Linked DNA regions of Homo sapiens: all the other regions are linked to region 3. Evidence: chromatin loops called from intact Hi-C (ENCODE). Cell type or tissue: heart left ventricle. All regions are shown on one strand.

What was found. Peaks named below come from ENCODE experiments on the same cell type or tissue, not always from the same donor. Only the 100,000 strongest peaks of a DNase experiment are listed, where the experiment ranks them.
Region 1: a loop joins it to region 3, with 2.7 times the contacts of the local background. A loop is called at or near these places in 21 of 110 quality-filtered maps.
Region 2: it touches region 3 in a loop (5-fold over the local background); 3 of 110 quality-filtered maps call a loop at or near these places.
Region 4: it touches region 3 in a loop (10-fold over the local background); 27 of 110 quality-filtered maps call a loop at or near these places.

Annotation. Positions count from the first base shown.
Region 1 is chr16:5,236,629-5,241,628 of GRCh38, forward strand. LOC105371067 (a long non-coding RNA gene) reads left to right here. Exons shown (of 3, transcript XR_001752067.2): 3 at 1-189. It also overlaps a transcript of RBFOX1 not described here. Among named protein-coding and RNA genes, the nearest start is that of LINC02164, 17 kb to the left of the region's middle. RefSeq lists an enhancer at 207-1,406 and a silencer at 2,982-3,201. In heart left ventricle, a CTCF peak has its summit at 3,104 (motif pointing right); a DNase peak (open chromatin) is centred at 3,043; H3K4me3 peaks cover 437 bases; H3K27me3 peaks cover 2,496 bases.
Region 2 is chr16:6,641,159-6,646,158 of GRCh38, forward strand. All of the region lies in intron 2 of RBFOX1 (RNA binding fox-1 homolog 1), which reads left to right. Among named protein-coding and RNA genes, the nearest start is that of RBFOX1, 620 kb to the left of the region's middle. In heart left ventricle, a CTCF peak has its summit at 2,131 (motif pointing left); no DNase peak of the experiment used is centred here; H3K27me3 peaks cover 1,882 bases.
Region 3 is chr16:5,613,446-5,618,445 of GRCh38, forward strand. LINC01570 (long intergenic non-protein coding RNA 1570) reads right to left here and starts at 2,805. Exons shown (of 3, transcript NR_110902.1): 1 at 2,681-2,805. It also overlaps a transcript of RBFOX1 not described here. In heart left ventricle, a CTCF peak has its summit at 2,861 (motif pointing left); a DNase peak (open chromatin) is centred at 2,836; H3K27me3 peaks cover 2,020 bases.
Region 4 is chr16:5,500,496-5,505,495 of GRCh38, forward strand. It overlaps a transcript of RBFOX1 not described here. Among named protein-coding and RNA genes, the nearest start is that of LINC01570, 110 kb to the right of the region's middle. In heart left ventricle, a CTCF peak has its summit at 2,065 (motif pointing right); no DNase peak of the experiment used is centred here; H3K27me3 peaks cover 366 bases.

The DNA.
Region 1 (5,000 bases), 380 kb before region 3:
TAAGAGTAATGTATCAATATTGACTCATCAATTGCAACAAATGCACTACATTAAAGCCACATGTTAATAACAGGGGAAACAGGATGGGAGGATTTGAGGGCATATATGGGAACACTATACTTTCTGCTCATTTTTCTGTAAAGCTTAAGCTATTCTAAAGAATAAAGTCTATTCATTAAACAACAAAAATGAATGAGCCTTTGCCCTTACAGAATTCACCGTCAAGAGGAAGAGGAGGCTGGGTACAGTGGCTCACGCTTGTAATCCCAGCACTTTGAGAGGCCAAGATGAGCAGATCACTTGGGCCCAGGAGTTCAAGACCAGCCTGGACAACATAGAGAAACCATACCTCTACAAAAAATACAAAAATTAGCTGGGCGTGTTGGTACATGCCTGTAGTCCCAGCTACTCAAGAGGTTGAGGTGGGAGGATTGATGGAGCCCAAGAGGTTGATGCTGCAATGAACCATGATTTTGCCACTGTGCTCCAGCCTGGGCAAGAGAGTGAGACCCTGTCTGGAAAAAAAAAGAGGAAGGGGAGACGAGCAGATAAGCCGATCATGTCAAGGTATGCTGCAGACTGGGACACAGTCTGTCCAAATTAAACCTCAGGAAGGAAAATATTTATGATACACACCAGAGAGAGTCTATGACTAGCTGGTGGCCCATGTCCTTTTAATTGTCCCTAATTTTCCTGCCTAGTTTAAATGCTGCAAAACATGGGGTTGACACTCTGAACTTGGGCACCGGAATTGGGTCAGGCTGCGTGGGTGGGGACTGGAACCCTGAATTATAGTTTTCTTTCCAGAGATGTCAGAATGTTTCATGAATAAGAGCACAGCTTCTATGTTGGATACCCTGAATTTGAATCTCAGCATGGCCACTTTGTATATAACCAGAGGATGAATTGGGGACCCAATGGATCTACCATGACATGAACCTGCACCAACATTCACCTGACCTCCAAAATGCCTATTCTGACTGGTAGACCCTAGTCTCGCCCTAGTGCCAGTTCAGAGCCTGTGTCCAGTGATCCTGCACAGGTCCCATTAGTTCCTATTCCCCTGTTCAGTCATCCTGGTAAAAGGCTGTGTATTCCTGTGGGGGCAGGCTGGGAGAAAGATTGACAGTATAAATTTTTGGCAGTGGAGCAGAGTCCTTTCTGGAGGGGACCTGGCTTCACATTCAGACAAGGGACTCCTGGTCTGTGAACTGGCTTATGTCTGGGAATTGACTGGGGACTGTGACTCTGTTTTTATGATTCAGGTTAGACTTCTGCTCACCTGACCTAGAACTCTTCTGCAAACACAGATCAAGTAAAAATGTGGCAGGCTTCTTATCTATTTCACTTCTAGGAAAGCCACGATCAGCTGGCACCATAGGTCTCTGCGAGTCATGCTATTCTGCTTGCAGCTTTGACTCTGCTGTCCTTTATGGTAACTGCATCCACCTTGCCTTTGGGGATTGAGTGCTGCGGTCACTTGGCCCCGGCCCCTGTAGTGTGCCTATGTCACTTACCCTCTTTATACCTCAGTCTCCTCCTCTGTAAAATGGGCATCCTAATAACACCCACCGCCAGGGCTGCTGTGAGGTATAGATGGATTAGCATATGGAAAGTAATAGAAGAGGGTCTCAAAGCCCATGTGTCATTATCAGAATTATTTCATGACAGGGGAGAGCTGGAGGAGAGGGGAAGGTGCTGAGCAGACCCATGTGCTCTCCCACCAGTGTTTCCTGAGCACCTACTATGTGCTGCCCACTGTGAGAGCTGTTAGGGTTGAAATAGGGAGCACAGCAGGGTAGGGGCTGCCATCAGGAGCTTAGTGGGGAGACCATTGTGCAACATGGTTCCAGCGCTTGGGATGGGGAAGCTCAGGGAGTACAGGGGCCTAGGATCCTGGGCAGAATCATGGAAAGGACACAGCCTCCCCAGCCTCTCCTGCCTCCACTGTCTCCCTGGCCTCCTCTGCTTCCCTGGGCTCTCCTGCCTTCCTGGCTTCCCCTTCCTCCCCGGCCTCCCCAGTCTCCCCTGTCTCTCCTGCTTTTGAGGTAGGCCAGGAGCTGCGGGTGCTCACTTAGCCTGTCCTGGACTCTGGGTGTAGCACCTCGATGTCCAGAAAATACCCCCGGGTTCAGCTCATCACACAGCCAAGGAAGGAGCTCGCTCCACACTGACACTAACGGTGCATCCTGGGCTCATTCATCGGGCACGCCTCCAAAATATTTCTCTACGTCTCCTCCCTTTGCCCACCTGCATTGTCTCTGTGCCTGAGTCCTGGCTGGGGGCCTGCAAGGATCCCCTATCTCCTCTGTCCCTGCACAGCTGGGTTCCAGGCAATCTGTCTGCCCACCACACCTCTCTCCCCTTGCCCAGCATGCTCCAGCCCCACAGTCCTCTTTCTGCTTCTTTCCCAGCCTCTGGGCTTTTGCACACGCTGTTCCCTCTGCCTGAACACCCTCCACTGGGCTGAGAACAACTCTGAGACCTCTCTCAGCTGTTGCTTCCTTTGGAACAGCCGCTGCTGTTGTCCCTCTCGCAGCTCCAAGACCTGCCGAGCCTCCTGTCTTTTTCAGTTCCCATGCACCCAGCACTTCTCCTTGGCCTCCTTTTGCCCAATTGACAATGTCCATTCTCAATGCCTTCTCACCCAGCGCTGAGCCCCACTGGGTGAAGGCAATGCCTGTCATGTTCACCACAATATCCCCTCCCCCATCACCACGCCTGGTCCACAGTGATGCTCAAAAAAGATCTGTTGGTAGGCAATGGGAAGGTGCATTCATGTCATCCTGCAGGCGGAATTCTCCACTCGGTTTTCCCACTACCTCCAAATCATGCAAGACACAGGGTAAGAGCAAAGACAAGGTGGCTGTGGCCCATGTCCACCCTCTCGGGGCGTCCCTTCTCTTCTCTCCTCCTTGGGCAGGGAGACCATCGGGGTGCAACCTGGCTGGGGCGGGGAGGAGGTGCACGGCCTGGCCGGAGCGGGTCTGGCCACGGGTAGGGGAGAGCGACCGCCTGGGCCGGGGCAGGTGAGCGCAGCGCAGGCCCGGGCCCGGCGTGTCCGCGGTGCGGGCGAGCGGCCGGCAGAGGGCGCCAGAGAGCCAGGAGCGGCCCGCGGAGGAGCCCGCGCCGGCCCCGATGCCCAGCTCCGCGCCGCGCGGACCCACCGAGCCCGCGCTCAGACGCCCCAGCTCCGCCGAGAGGCCGCTCGCGCCGGGTCCTTCCTCTTCCCCAAGTGCAGGCAGAGCCCCCGGAGCCATGGCCAGCCCTTCCGGCAGCTCCGAAGCCACTGGCAAGCCCCGAGGCAGGGATGGCCGGCCCAGGAGGGAGGAGGACGACGTCCCTCCCGAAGAGAAGAGGCTGCGGCTGGGGCTGGAGGGGGGAAGCGCACAGCCCGAGGACTGCGAGGACGGGAAGGACGCGCCGCGGCCGGGCAGGGAGGAGACCGGCACCCAGACAGGTGGCGACGGCAGAGGAGTAAGTGACGCGGGCGCGGGGGTCCGGGGGTGCCGGGGGCGCGGGGGTGCCGGAGACGCGGGGTAGGGGCTGCGGGAGGCTCCGTGGCCGGCCCCGGGTTGAAGTTGGTAACTGAGTGGCAACTCCGGCGGGCGCGGAGTGACAGCTCGTGACGGCCTCCGAGACGCCAGCTGCCCCTTCTCGGCTGTGTGGCTTCGACTTCCTGATTCTCCCACGACGTCCCTGGCCAGGAGCCCCGTTGGACTCTGCGGCTAGCCAAAAGGGGAGGGGGAGCCCCGCGTCCTGGGGGCCCCCAGCAGGGGAAGGGGCGGGGGTTGCGCTGGGCATCCTGTCTGGGGCATCTGTCTGGGACTTTTGTCGGTCCCACCTGGCGGGGGGCTTATGGTGGGGGTAGAGGGGAAGTCCCTGGCGCCAGGCTTGGCCAAGCCCTGCTCTGCTGGGCTGCGGGCTGGCGGCGCTCACCCAGCTCCTCACCTGCCCCGCATCTTCCTGTTTTTCTTCCCTTTCTGGTTGGGCAGCGAGAGTTGAGAGGAGGCAGATGGCTTCCATCCCAGAAATCGCTCTCCTCTTTCCATCCCTACAGAGAGGGACAGAGAGGCAAAGTTCCTTGCATCCCTCGGGGCGCTGTCCCTGTGAGCTCCCGGTGTCCTGCACACGTGGGCCCCTGAGTGACCGGGCCCGTGTGCGTGGGATGGGGCTCCGTGGCCAGCCTGGCCTCCTGGGGTTCACTTTCTGCTTTCCTACCCCAACTCTTCCTGTGTGGCTTTGCTGGCCTTCCACTGGGGAGGCACGCGGGTTTGGAGGGCAGATGAGGGCCCCCTGGAGAGCTGTACCCCTCAGTGAGGGCCGCCACCTTGATGGTTTTTGATGGATAATGGGGTTGACCTCTTTGTTCCTTCCAAATGTTTTTATGTTTGACCATTTGCTCAGCTGAGCTTGTCTTAATAATTTGATTCGTGGTTAATGAGCCCCACATGGGAGAGAGGGCGGCCTTCATTCTGAACCCATTTGGGCAGCACGGGTAGCCGTCCTCGCCGTGGGCTGCCTCAGAGCCCCCCCTGCCCAGTCTTGGGGTTGCTCCCGGATGCTGTGTGGGAGGCTTGCTCCTGGTGACATCCTCATCTCCCCGTGCACGTTACTGCATTCAGAGCTTGGGTCACCTGGACACCGAACTCAGGTGAATTTTCTCTGAGATTCTGGGAGAAGGAGGACAGTTCTCTGGTAGGTTTTCCAGGGCCGATCACGGAAAGGATGAGACACAATTACGGTGGCAGTGTAACGCCAGGAAACTTTATTGCGTGAAGTCCCTCTCACTCCCTCTACCTCCCTCTTTTACGTGGACTCTGCCAAAGACCAGGATACTAGAATGCAGTGGAGTGACCAAGTGTAGTGGGACCTAGGGAACGTGAGTGTGGAGCCAGGCAGCTGGGGTTTGCATCCTGGTAATGCCCCTCCTTAGCTGGCTGACATGGCACACGCCAGTTACCCTGTCTGAGCCTTACTGTCTTCAGTGGCAAATGGAT
Region 2 (5,000 bases), 1.0 Mb after region 3:
ATTACCCCGTAATCTTGTATTTGCAAACTGCATCTTGGCTGTTTACGCTTCACCGAGGTTCAAATCAGAGGTTCAGGGCTTCCCCAGCCCTCACATTCCTGTTGACGTCAGAGGAATTTCAAGGACCTAGAGGACAGCATTGTAACACGGTTCAACCAAGGCGTTCACCTTCACTCCCTCCCAACGCTGACATCTGTCATTTTCTGGTGCTATTTATAAATCCAAGGGAGCATTGCTGTTTTGTTTTGGTGCTGGTGATGCAGACACTCATCCTCATTAGAATTTTTGCCCTGACGCCGGGCACGGTGGCCCACACCTGTAATCCCAGCACTTTGGGAGGCCGAGGCGGGCAGATCGCTTGAGCCCAGGAGTTTAAGACAAGACCAGGCAACAAAGTGAAACCCCGTCTCTACTAGAAATACAAAAGTTAGCTGGGTGTGATGGTGGGTGCCTGTAATCCCAGCTACTCAAGAGGCTGAGACGGGAGAATCACTTGAACCTGGGAGGCGGAGGTTGCAGTGAGCTGAGATGGCACCACCGCAATTCAGCCTGGGTGACAGAGCAGGACTCCGTCTCAAAAAAAAAAAAAAAAAAAAAAAAAAAAAAAAAAAAAAAAAAAATAGGTTCTGCCCTGAGCCTTTCAGGCCTGGCCTTGTTGCTCTGGGACTTGCTCCCTCCTCGCTAACGTGTTTCCTTCTTTGGAGATTACCCACTTTAGCTCACCTGGGGAACACACACACCACTGACCCAGTTAGGGCTTCTTCCAGCCTCTTCTCTTTTTTCCATTCTTTTGACTGCGTTAATTATTCACAGGAACCCGTCAATGAAAGCACCAGGGATTATCCAGGAGGCTGACCACCAAATTAGAACAAGAAAATACTTGAAACAGTTTGCATGCTGTCTGAGGGTGCAGCTACGGAGAGGGTATGTTTTAGGTGCTGGGGTCTGAGAGAAATGAAAAGAGACGCCAAGCCAGGTGACTGACAGAAGGCAGGCGACAAACCCAGGCTTCCCAGGCTCGTACTTTCTCTTCGGTGCTGTATTTTTCAGCACACAAACTTGCTGAGAGTTTGCAGCTGACATCTCGAGAAGTATTCTTCTTAAAAGCTGAGCGAAAATTATTCACCTCATGTGAAAACAAGTGCGATTTACATCTAATGTGGGTAATTACTTTTACAGTTAATTAAAAGCGCTCTCATTAAACTCCCGCTGTGATGCCAATGCATAGCTCTTATTTGCAAACAGACCTTTGGTTTGAGCTCACCTGGTGACAGGAGACTCCTACCTGAAACAGGGATGCCGTTCTCGGTACTATGTTTAATTGTGCTGAGCCAGCAACCCTCGAGTTACCCGGCCTTTTACCCCACGCCAGCTCTGCTTGTCTGCATGGCTAGATTTTGAGATATGGAAGCCTCTTGTCCTCTCATAACCACACTCCAAAAAAAAAGTAAGGTGAAGAAAACAAAATAACTCACAGGAGGTAGGGATGCCAAAGAAAGGTAGGGGACTCAAAGAAAGAAGTCAAGATGAAAAGCCTGCTGTCTTTATTTGCATAATAGTTTGGTTGGGGATCGTTTTGTAGTTGTTCTGGCTTTACAGCTTTTTCCTGCCTAAGAAGATATTTACTGTCAGAGAAAATATCCCCTTAGGCCCCCTGAAGATTCCTCCAAATGTTTATAAAGTCAGCAGCTCTGCCCTGCAACCTACCCAACTAAGGTAAACTTTACTCCCTTGGTTGAAGTGATTTGTGTTGAGATTTTACTTAGTTTACATGCGTTGTTTGCTGTTTGTATGATTTCAGGTGAAATAGCTCTTACATCGTGAGTCATCTTCATATTTAGGTTGAAACCATAGACTTTTCGGAATATTCTTTGCCCTGAAGCATCTCTGCCACGCTGAACCTTCTTAAACACATATTAATGAAATGTCTCCTCAAATGATCACATTCCTAGTAAGTAATTAGGGCTTAGTAATTAAAACATGCAGTCATTTGAGACTTAAATTTTGAAGGCACAGAAAGATTGAGAAATTTAAAAAGTTTACGGACCTGATGAATTGGATACTCTTGCATAGGACTTGGTGCTTTCGGTATTTTTTGCAAAGTTATTTGCTCCCATCTGCTGGCCATTTGTGATATTGCAGGTGCTGAGCTAATTTGTGAATGGAAAAGGAAGTGAATAAAATCTATCACTGCAAACATTTTATACTATTCTTCATGTATTCAAGTAAACTGATTTGAATCTTGGTTTTTGTTTGTTTGTTAGTTTTGTTTTGTTTTGTTTTGTTTTTGCGGTTGGAGGATTAAGTGAACACAGACTCTGAAGAATTCTGCTGAAAGGCAAGCATGATTTGAAATTTTTACCAACATCAGAGTTACTCAAGTTTTGAAAGCCAGAACACCCTCGTTATCTTTAATAAAGCAATTAACTTTAGAACATTGGTTTAAATATTCAAATTCAAGCACAGTATATTGTGTAAGGGAGAGTATAAAATACATAGCTCGTAGACCAGATGGATTTCAATCTCCCTTATGCTTTTAATCATCGGAGTGGTAGGAAGCCAATTCCCTACACTCTAAAACTCAGTTTTTTCACCTGTAAAATGGAAACACTGGGCAAAAGGGTCCCTAAGGCTTGAACTTATTCTCAAAATCTGAGTCTTTGTGAAGGTTAAAAAATCATATAAGGCTGAGCACGCTGGGTCATGCCTGTAATCCCAGCACTTTCGGAGGCCAAGGTAGGTGGATCACCTGAGGTCAGGAGTTTGAGACCAGCCTGGCCAACATGGGGAAACCCCATCTGTACTAAAAATAAAAAAAATAGCCAGACGTGGTAGCATGCACCTGTAATCCCAGCTACTAGGTAGGCTGAGGCAGGAGAATCGTTTGAACCCGGGAGGCAGAGTTTGCAGTGAGCCAAGATCACCCTACTGCACTCCAACCTGGGCAACAGAGCGAGACTCCATCTCAATAATAATAGTGTAGGTTGCATAAAATCACCAGTATGCTCTTAGTCTTAGCATCTAAACTCATATTCAGTGACTTGTCTTAAATTAGAAGCCGTTGTTATTTTCACAACAATAGGCAATGTAAGCATGCATCCAAACTATCAGAAAGCTTGCCTTTGCAAAGGAGACCATCTGTAATGTTGAGTCAAGATTTAAAATGCACCTTGAATGCTTTTTGGAGTGTGATGTCAAAAATGTATCTTGTGTTAATATTATAAACCGTTCTGCTATAACATTTATTTGCTGTTTAAGAAGGAAGAGCAAAACCTTCTTCCTCAGCAGTAATCAATTTCTCAGTTGATCATAAGCCGATTTGGGCTTGTCAGATGAACCTTTGACTGTGTCTCCTCACACTCCTGAGAGGTGGCTTAAGCTGTCCTGTATTTCCTATGAAAAGCTCTCTGGGACTTTGTATTTGAGTCCAGGAGAACAATGCTGTGCCCAGGATATGTGATCCTTACTTAGCTTCTCATGACAAGTCTAAGCATCCTGGTCTTTTCTTTCCATTGCTCTTCCAGAGTGAATGACTGCAATAATCAATTTAGAGGTTTTCAGGGGCTGTATTGTGGAAACACCTGGGCCCTGGAGCACAGCAGCCTGTGATTGCCCTGGGATTCCTTTTAAGGAATTTTTCTTGTCCCCTAGAGCTTAGACTAAGCGGAGGTGGCCTCTGGACCACAGTTATCTTTTTTCAGTATTAAGTAGCCAAGCATCCTGCAAGAGAGATCAGCACAAAGAGCTCCTTGATCCTCTGTATTTATTTTCTATGACTTCCGTAGCAAATCATCACAATCTAGGTGCTTAAAACAACTGAAATATATTCTCTGACAGCTCTGGAGGCTCTACGTCCAAGTTGAAAGTGTGAGCAGGACGGCTCTCCCAGCAAAGGTTCTGGGGAAGATTCATCTTTGCCTCTTCCAGTGTCTGGTAGCTTAGTGTCACATGACTTGTAGCAGCATCTCTCTAATCCCCACCTGTCTTCACATGGCTTTCTCTTCTGTCTCTTAAAAGGATACTTGTTACTGGATTTAGAACCCACCCAGATAATACAGAATTTTCTCATTTCAAGACCCTTAATTATGTCTGCACAGACTCCATTTGCAAACAAGGTCACATTCACAGGCACTAGGGACTAGTCGGCTTGAGCATATCTTTTGGGGGGCTGCTGTTGAACCCCGTGCTGGCTACTCACTTCTAAATCCTCTGAGGTCTCGGGAGCTTCGTTGTCCGGTGTTTCTCTCCACATTTTCTCGGGAATCTTTAAGTGCCAGATACTTCAGAGCTGGGAATGCTGCTGGTAAGGGATCCGGGATGCTGGCATCCTTGCATTGTGGGCATGAATAACCCTGACCTACAAAAATTATCAAAAACAACCAACACACCAAGTGTAGAAGAAAAGAAGTCTCTCTCGGGAGAGAGAACTGCTTCTGAAAAGAACGGACACATGAGTGCTTTGATGTCTAAAATCTCAAAGAACCTAGAGGCCTTGGAAGAGAAAACTTTAAAAATAGACATGTTTTTAAGTTCTCAATGCTTCAATCAGAACCAGGTTTCACAAAGCCTGTTGGAAGATGTCATCAAGGACAGCTGACATTTACTGATAACTTGCCATATGCTAAGACCCTGGCGTGTATTGGATATGCCTAGCCACAAACGAGGCAACCATGATTGTTAATATGCTTCTCTTACAAATAGGGAAAGTGAGGCTAAGCAAACTCGGCCTCCTTGTGCAGAGTTCCAAAACTGGTGTGGTTGAGTCCGGTAGGATAAACCCTAGCAGTGTGATTCTGCTATCTGTGTGGAATCCCATCTGTCGCCAGCAAGTGAGCCTCCGCTGTTCAGGGTTTCCCGGCTACAAAAAGTAGAAGGGCTGCCTTCTGTCGGGAAATTGATTGCTTGGTGATGAGTCCACAGCTCAAAATTCATACTTAACACTTTTAAGTAGTTGAGCTGTTTTCCAAGCGAAGTGGTCGAGTGGGGCTGAAGTACTTACT
Region 3 (5,000 bases):
TGATGGCACAGGGTTGCAGCCCTGATTATGGCTCCCAGAAGCTGAGATTTGTGGTCTAAAACTGAGGGCAGAGGGGAATGAGAGAGTCATACTCCAAGTGAAATTTTCCTTTCTCATTATCTGTGAGCTGATAAAGACGCCAGCATGTCAAGTTCATTTGATGGACAAATTCAGACCATCATTTCATGGGGGGAGGCAGTCCAGTACCAGGACCATATTGGGGTCATGTTTATGGGGCCAGGTTCCATCACTGAGTGGAAAGCTCACAAAAGCAGTTGATGCCTGAGGGCTTCTTTGCACATCTCCAAGTTCAAGGTTCTGTCATCCTTGTTTAACTCCCCAAATCAAGGTAGATGGGGTTTTTTTTTTTCTTCCCCAGCCAGCATCCGAAGACTGGATTCTATGGATGAGCATAGAAGTCCCTCTTTCTTCTCTGACTCCTTCATCTCCCATTTTCCTCCTGTAGAATTTCCTTGGACTTTTTTTTTTTTTTTATCCTGATGCTGCCTTTCAGGGTCCCAGCTCTTTGACCTAGGTCAGTTCCCTCCACTTCTCTCAATGGGGCTGTGGAGGGAGTGTCAAATTCTGTAGGAACACTGAGAAAGAAGCCCAGCCTTTTTCTCGCTAAGAATGGCCACCTTTTTATAGGAATGATGCCCACCTGGTCTCAATTCTGTCTTAGACTCCCTCTAGGTTGGGAGGTGCGGATCAGGTGGTTGGGGGATCCTGTCCTGTCACGTACAGCCTGAGCCTGACATTTTTTTTCCCTCTACAACTGAGACTGCAGACATTTTTAAACTAGAAGAAAACAAATTTGCACATGGACTAAACAGAAACTTCATTTCCCCCTAGGTCTCTCCTGGGGACTACGCAGGAGGGCTCTGGGCCAGTGGGGAGAATCTTCAATGCAACTTTCATCTCTGGTTATCCTCCCTGAGTCCATGGGGATTTCATAAACATTATGTTGCTCAATTTCAGTTCACTGGCACAGAGTCGTTCCAATGTGTTCTAATTACTCAGACATAAATGATTTCTGGTGCACTTTAAATGACTTCGGATGCACTTTTGTCTATCAGGCTCCTGATTTGTCACTCCCTGGGACTTTGATGTTGTGCTTCATTGATTTCTTTTAAGGCTCTTCAGAGGTATATTTATTATAGACGATACATCTCCCTGTTCATTTGCTCCATAATTCTGAAACACTTTCATTTTCCAGTTGTCAACATTCCACCCCTACCCCCTGTACATATCTTGTACTAGCAGGAAGAAGACACATTTATTGAGTGCTTACTGAATGCAAATCTAGATGCGAGATGCTATGGGTGAGTGAAGGTGCACAAATTAAAAACAAAAACATCCGACATTCATTCCTGGCCAAGATAATATGCTTATCGTTTAGAGAAAAGGACAGTGCACACCCGTTGACTTACATGACATGACAGAGGAGGAAGAACACAGGGAGGGTGGGGGTTTGGTCCATGAGCTGTGAGAGGTACTTGGAAGAGAAGAGTGATGAGAGATGGGTGGGGTCAGAGCTTTGCACCCAGATTTCCATGATGATGGGCAACAGAAAGTGTGTAGCATTCAGCTCAGTTTTGTTTGTTTTTGAGATGGGGTTTCACTCTGTTACCCAGGCTGGCATGCAGTGGTGCCGTCATAGCTCACTGCAGCCTTGAACTCCTGGGCTTAAGTGATATTTCCATCCCAGCCTCCCAAGTAGCTGGAACTACAGGTGCATGCTCCCACATCTGGCTATCTTCATTTTTGTACAGATGGAGTCTCACTATGTTGCCCAGGCTTGTCTCTAATTCCTGGACTCAATTGATCCTCCTGCCTTGGCCTCCCAAAGCACTGGGATTACAGAAAGGAGCCACTGCACCCAGCAGCTGAGTTTTTTTGACAAGCTAAGAGGCAAAGCTGCCACTTTTTGATGTGTGCTTGATAGACCCTAGAGCTTCGAAGAGTGAGTGGTGTGTACTGCTCAAGTCTACTTGCTCTGAAGACAGCTACGTTTATCTGAACAGGCACCTTATTAGCCTTTAGCCTCTCCCCATAGACATGAGGACAGGAGGGACATTGGAGTGGTATTTTGACAAGGCAGCTGGCTGCCAATCTGAAGATGTGGTGGGAGTCCCAGCTCCGTCCTGTTCCCATAGGTCCTTGAACCTCAGTCTTGTCATCTGCAAAATGGAGGCCATCCTATCTTGCTGGTCAGCCACTTTGGATCGAGCCGTTTCTATGTGTCAAGAAGGGGGCAGATCCACATTTTGTGGGACCTGAGCCTGGATCAACTTGGGGGACCCCGTTAGGAAAAAGGACCCCAGATGATGAGTGCCTATCTGGGTTTCTGCCCCATGATGGGAGCCCACCAGTGTTAGCAATGGGGTCTTCAATGCTTTTTTAAGCTGTGGACTTTTTTTTCTCCCCAATTATTTGTGGCACCGCTGTTCAGTGCTTAAAACGGGTCACAGTGGAGCTTCTGTTAATGGGAACGCTTCTTTCCCCTCTGAAGTTGGGCTGAGAGGCGTCTCCAGGAAGCATGGTTTGAACCTGAACCGTCTGTTGTGGTCAAGATCAGATCTGAACCCAGAGCTCTTCTCCACTCCCCTCCCTGCTCCGGGGTCTCTCTGGGAGCACCTGTAAGCTAAGCCCTGACCTGCAAGGGACAGTGTGGACCTACTTCGCGGGCAGACCGTGGTGACAGTTCTTGCTCCCTCAGGCTGCTCTGCCGTCCCCTGGGCTGGCTTAACGGTCCATCTGTGAAAGGACCTTCGGCTTCCTGGAACCCCAGCACCACCCTCTGCCTCCCGCGGCTGGAAACCTGGGAAGGAAGTAAGGCGCACACGCCACCTGGTGGCCGCTTCCTGGAGCTGTCACTCCGGACACCGCCCCTGGGAGGGAGCTCATCTCTGGGCCCAGCTTGTCTGCGGTGCTGGCCAGCGAGGTCCAGGCGCTGCTCCTGAGAGCCTTGGCTCAGAGGAGCATCTGGCTTGTTAGAGCAGGAGGTTCTTGTGTCACAGTGCCCTTGATTTTCCCACTGAACTGCTGCCACCGTGAATACGAGCTCTTGGAGATGCCGCTGTCTGCCCTCTTCCCTTTCCTCTCCCTCCTCCTCCTCCTCTTCCCTCTCCCTTCTCCCTCTCCCTCCTCCTCCTCCTCTTCCCTCTCTCTTCTCTCTCTCCCTCCTCCTCCTCACCCCTCCTCCTCTGCTTCCTCCCCCTCATCCTCCCCTTTATCTTCCGCCCCCTGATTGCTATTGTCCTCCCCACCTCTTTCTGTCCCTCTCCTCCTCCTGTCCCTTCTCCCTCTCCTGTCCCCCCTTCTCCCCTATTTTCCTCCTCTTTCTCCTTCTCCTCTCTTCCCCCTCCTCCATCCTCTTCTTTCTCTTTCTTCTCCTCCTTTGCTCCTCATCCTCCCTTCCCCACCCCTCCCCTTCCTCCTTTCTCCCCTGCCTCTTTTTCCACCCCCTCACTTTGGCTCAGCCAGCTTTCTTTTAATTAAATAGATACTTATTGGCAGTACCCTTATTTGTTCCAAGTGAAACTGGCCGGAGGGCAGTTCCTGAGTTAGAGACTAGATCATGAGTCCCAGCTGCGGTTGCTGAGGGGTTGAAATTTCCCTCAGATCTAGCCATCCATTCCCTCCCTCACTCCCTCCTTCCCTCCCTCCGTCCGTCCCTCCCTCCCTCATTCATTCATGAATGCACGCACAGATTTAACAAATGCATTTTGAGGCTCTGTGCCAACATCCCCTCACTTCCGACTTTGACCCCAGAATCTTTAGCACATGGCATTCCTCTAACTTCCCTACCTGGAAAGCTCCCATTCACTTTGAAGACTCAGGTTCAATGCTGCCCTTCGGACTAGCCTGTGAGCACTTATTCCTGCTACCCATGGTCCTGAGGTCTTCACGAGTTTTCTGGCTCAGTCTTCTCTGGTTCCCATCCCGGGTGCTCAGCAGTCAAAGCCAGCCTTGCACTGAGTCAAAAACCCCAGAAGCTGTTTCTGTCTGCCTGGGACTCTGTGTTCTCCAATCATCAGGCTTGTTCCCCTCCTTTAAGGGTGTCCTGTACACAGTAGCGTCCATTGAAGTCCAGAAATGCTAGCACAGCATTGTGGAAAAAGACAGGTGCATATGTCTTCTGCATTCTTTGGGTTTTGCCAATCTTACTGTAATCAAGCTGTCTTTATTCTCAGGTATTCAGTGAAAATGAGTTGTTTCTGAGGACTATACCCTGGAAAGCTAGTGTTTTTTCTGTCTTGTCTTTATTTCTGTCTCTCCATATTCCTAAGCTAATGCTGTGAACGGGAAAAACAAGGTTTGCTCTTTGATTTGTTGCAGAGCCCAGGTCAGGTAGCCATTTATATTTAATAGAAGAATAGATGATGAGAGTGTCTCTCCTTCCCCTAGGCAGCATTTCCGAAGCTTATCTGTGACATTATGAAAGGTAACACTCTTACCTGGTATCTACTAGGAGGGTATTGTTCAAGCCATCAGTCTTTTGTTCAAGCTCTGGCATGCAGAAGGTACCCAGGAAATGGTTGGCAATTTTAAACATTGAGGTATAACTTACATAACATAAATTATACAAATCTGGAGTACACAACATTATGAATTTTTACATCTGTGTATCTCTGGATTACTACCACTCAGATCATGATGTAAAGTATTTTTATCTCCTGGAAGTCTTCCCACTGCCCGTCCACCAACAGCTCTCCCTACTCTGTCGTCTCTTTCCTTTGGTAAATTTTGTTCGTTTCTGAGAGTCATAGAGATGGAATCCTGACCTGATGCATACATCTGTTTCCTTTGCTGTGATGATGGCTGTGTGGGTATATGCATGAGTCCAGATTCATCCAATCATATACAGGAGATGGCTGCAGATTTTTTTTTTTTGTGTGTGTGTGTGTGTGACAGAGTCTCGCTCTGTCACCCAGGCTGCAGTGCAGTGGTGCGATCTCGGCTCACTGCAAGCTCCACCCACCAGGTTCACGCCATTC
Region 4 (5,000 bases), 110 kb before region 3:
ACAGGTGTGAGCCATCATGCCTGGCCGAGTATCAGGCTTTCAAATGTTTATATGCAGCTGCTAAACTTACTTCATGCTCTTTCTGTCTCTGCCATCAGCTATGTCAGGACCTAGAGTTCTCTCTCAACCTAAGTCACTCTATCCAGACACACCATCCTCAGCCAGCAGCCTCAGTGTATGGGTCCCAACATTGAATGCTTCAGATATGGTCCCGTTGGCAAAGTGTCTTATCAGCATTTCTTAGTGCAGCCTCTAATTCCATAAGCTTTTTGCGTGGTAACTTCACCACACAGTTGACTCAGAGGCTAACTGGTCTCCCAGCTTTCATCCTATACTTACGAATTGCCTTTCAGATTATAGCTTTTTCTCTAGTCTACCTCACATAGATCCCAAACTCCAGAGAGATGTCATGTAAGGACAAGGAATTATGGCTGGGAGAAGTTAAGCCCAGTGGTGCCTCTTCATGGGCAGGCATCATAATTTTGAAGTTTTACAGCAATGACTTTCAACATTCCATGAGCCTGAAAAAAGAAAACACGGCCAGGCGCGGTGTTTCACCCCTGTAATCCCAGCACTTTGGGAGGCCGAGGTGGGCGGGTCACCTGAGGTCAGGAGTTTGAGACCAGCTTGGCCAACATGGTGAAACCCCATCTCTACTGAAAATACAAAAAAATTATCTGGGTGTGGTGGTGGGTGCCTGTAATCCCAGCTACTAGGGTGGCCGAGACAGGAGAATCGATTGAACTCGGGAGGCGGAGGTTGCAGTGAGTTGAGATTGCTCCACTACATTCCAGCCTGGATGACAAAACGAGACTCTGTCTACAAAAAAAAAAAAAAAAAAAAAAAGAAAAAATAAAATTATCAATTATCTATTCCCCAGCCAAGCAGGCTCCCACATTTCTAAATGAATGAATAGCAGACAAACTATGCGGACGCCCTGTCGATCTAGTGGAAGGGTTGGTGAGGAGTGGTGGGGAGGCAGGCTGAATCCTGGGGGAAGAGGGTTTGTCTCTGGAGGCAGATGGGCTGGATTCAAATCCAAGGCTGGCTTTGGCTAAATTACTTTAACCTTGCAGTCTCGTTTTTCCCCTCTGTTAAATGAAGGCAATTATAGCATCTTCCTCCTAAGTTGCTCAAATATTAAATGAGATGATGCCGTCAAATCTCCAAACACAGTTCATGGTGTGTGGGTAGTACCCAGTGAATGTTAATCTGATGATTACTATTATTATTTTAGAGACAAGATCTTGCTCTGTCACCCAGGCTGGAGTGTAGTGGTGCGGTCACAGCTCCCTGCAGTCTCAAACTCCTGGGCTCAAGTGATTCTCCTGCCTCAGCCTCCCAGTACATGCTGGGACTACAGGCATTTGTTACCATGCCCAGCTAATTTTTATTTATTTATTTTTTTTGTAGAGATGGGTCTTGCTATGTTGCCCAAGCTGGTCTCGAACTCCTGGCCTCAAGTGATCCTCCCACCTTGGCCTCCCAAAGTGCTGGGATTACAGGCATGAGCCACCATGCCCAGCTCACTATTATTATTATTATTATTATTATTAATTGTTATGATTACTGAGGAGACAGGTAAGCAGCTACAATTTAGAGTGACCAGTATGGCCGGCAGAAGGTGGTTGTAGGGTTAGCTAAACTAGGGGAAGAAATCAAGAGAGGCTTCCTAGAGTAGGGGGTGAATGAGATGGCATGGAGGCAGCAGCTTTGGGCAGAAGGATTAGAATATCCTCAGGAAATCTTTAGGAAGAACGGCAGGGATGCCTTTCACCCCATGAAATGGAGAGATGGTCCTCCCGTCCCTGTGTGACTTCTGTGCTGGTGTGTCCCAGTGGATGGGGACACTGTAAGGGTGGGATGTGGACACTGTAGGGGTGGGATGTGGAGAAGGCTCCTGATCATTCTTCCTCGGCTTGCCTGAGGGTCAGGGGGTGGACATGGAGGTTGGACCTCAGGCTCCGGCCCCTAGTGTCCCTGTTCTGGAAGCCCCCTGCTCTGCTTCTCTGGGTCTGGCTGGAGACCTGCCTTTTGTTGCTGTTACTGTAGGTGGCAGCAGAAGCCTGACAAAGTCCATCTTTGCAGGGCAGCGAGAGGGGAGAAAATGCAATCAGGTCCAAGGCGCCTCCAGCCTCTGTTATCTCTGCAGTGGTTAGGCTGGGAGTCGAAGGGGTTAGAACAGGCAGCAACCATATTAACAGAATCCTCTATTGAGTTATAGTCTGTCTGCAGATGTCTGCAGAGTCTGCAGTGCACCAGAGCCTGCCCCCGAAGGCTGGAACTTTATCAGACCATCTCCCGTCAGTTCCAGACTCTTCCGCGTCTCAGGGGACCCTGAGAAATAGCCAGGGCAGGGAGACCAGAGCACAGGAGCAATTCTGATTGAGATCTTGAACAATACAGTCCCTAGAAAGATGGACTCCCCCTGCAGAGGAAATTCTGATCTTGCTACAACGATTGCTTGGATCATTCTATTTAGACGTGTCCAATACACATCTCTCCTAAAATATTTCCTCTTTCTTCCCTGGGGCTTTTCAGATGCCCCATGCAAGTGTGGAAGCTGCATTTCAGCTGGGGAAACAGGGCACAGGAGAGAAGGGTGCAGGCTCTGGAACCACACCCCCAGGGTGGAGCCGCAGTTCTGCCATTGACTGCTGTGTGACTTCCGGCAAGAGAATTAACATCTCTGTGCCACAGTGTCCTCCTCTGTGCAGTACCCCATGTATCTTTGCACTTATTTTTGTTCTTATAGGAAGATCCAAGAGGACCTCTGGTATTACGGACAGAGAGTTGTACCCGTGGGAAGTAATTTCACCACTGTCCCCCACTCTTGAATCTCCCTCACCCCTCTTCTTTTTGGAATAGGTTTACTGAGATATAATTCACACACCATATAATTCATCAATTTCAAGTGTACAAGACACTGGTTTCTTTCTTTGTTTTGTTTTTGTTTTTTGAGACGGAGTCTTGCTCTGTCGCCCAGGCTGGAGTGCAGTGGCGCATGGCGCAATCACGGCTCACTGTAGCCTCTACCTCCTGGGTTCAAGCGATTCTTGTGCCTTGGCCTCCTGAGTAGCTGGGACTATAGGTGTGAGCCACCACACCAGGCTACTTTTTGTTATTGTAGTAGAGATGAGGTTTCCCCATGTTGGTCAGGTTGGTCTTGAACTCCTGACCTGAGGTGATCCATCTGCCTCGGCCTCCCAAAGTGCTGGTATTACAAGCATGAGCCACCATACCTGGCCAAGACAATGGTTTTAAGTATATTCAAAGTTGTGCAACCATCTCCACCATCACTTTTAGAACATGTTCATCCCCTCCCCAAAGAAACTCTCTACTCTTAAGCTATCAAACCCCTATTGTCTGGTCCTCCCAGCCCCTGGCAAACACTCATCTACTTTCTATCTCTACAGATTTGCCTGTTGTGGCCATTTCATATAAATAGCCTCCTTTCTTCTTTGCTGAGGCTCAGCCATGCCCCTCTTCTCATCATGGTGAGGAGAGCTGGCTTACCCTTTGTCTCTGGGGGGCTGGTTTGGGGCCCCTCCAGCCCCTTCCTGGCATCTGGAGCAGCATCTCCAGAGGGCGATGGCTGGGGGCGGAGGGAACTTGCCAACCAGCCTCATTGCTCACAGCACAAGCAGCTTGGCTCAGGATTACTCATTTCAAACTCGATTTGAGGCTCTGCCAAGAGCAGCAGCACCCCTGGAGCATGTCACCTGATTATTCCTACCCCTTCCCTGATCCCTGAGAGCCCAGAGCACAGAGCAGGCCGCCTCCCAGGACCCAACAGCTGCCAACTTTGAGGCAGGGCCTGCCAGGAGCCTGCTGGGCCTCGGACTTGGCTCTGCAACGCTTGCCCAGCCTGGCCCAGGCTCCTGGATAACAAGGAAACCTGGGGCTTTTGTCTTCAGGCCATTGAGAAGCAGTTTCCTGCAGTAGGGCCAATGGCATTGACCTTTCTGACCAAGAGCTGAGGCAGTCACTGTCCACACACGCACGATCATAAAAATGCCTCCATTCACAGATAGGCTCTGCTGACGCCCTCCACGCGCCTGGTGGGTTGGATTGTCTGTTACTTATCATCAAAGGGGAGGGCCCGGTTTGGCTCCCAGCAAGTAAACCAGGCACAAGCACACAAGAGCAGATGTACTGTCTACCATTTGCTGAGCATTTGCTAGACACCAGACACTGCCATAGGCATTAACTTCCATAATCCTCCCTGCAGCTCTGTGGGGAAGGAACCCTCACCAGCCCCACCTTCAGAGGAGGATGCGGAGGCTTGGGAAGACCAAGGGAGTAACTGGCCATGAGCGGTGACGTTGGAGCTGGCATGAGGGCTTGCTGACCCCTGTGGAGAAGGAAGGAGGCCATTCCAGGAAACTTTCAGACTAGGCAGATCTGTAGAGACAGACAGTGAATCCCTAGAGACAGTGAATCAGTGGTTGTCCTAGGGGCTGGGGACGATGGGTTTGGGAGGTGAGAGCTGAAGGGTGCAGGTTTCTTTGAGGAGTGATGAACGTGTTCTAAAGCTGGTCAAGGCGCTGGTTGCATAGCCCTGTGGATATACCAAACACCACTTGAGATGGGCACTTTCAGTGGGGGAATTGTGCAGTGTATGAGTTATAGCTCAGTAAAGCTGTTATTAAAGCAAGCAATGAAAGCTTGACATTGTAGGCTGCATAAACCTCTTGTATGACCCCTTCTTGCCCCCTTCTCCTCTACTTAAAACCTGGAATTTCCACCTCTGTGCTTAACGCAGGGGGCGTTGGGATAACCCTGAACTGTAGGTGGCAGAAACCATTGAACCAAAGCCTGCATTTTCCCTGCTTGGTGCCTGTCGTCTTATTCTGCTTCTATTGCTGCTCCTAGAATCCCAGAGTTTGTTCTATCTCATATTTCAGACTCCAGCTACACATTTTTATAGGGTGGTAGAGAATTGGGGGTGGGTTTAGTGTCTGAGCAACATTTGCAGCCTGAGATTCCAGGGGTGCCCT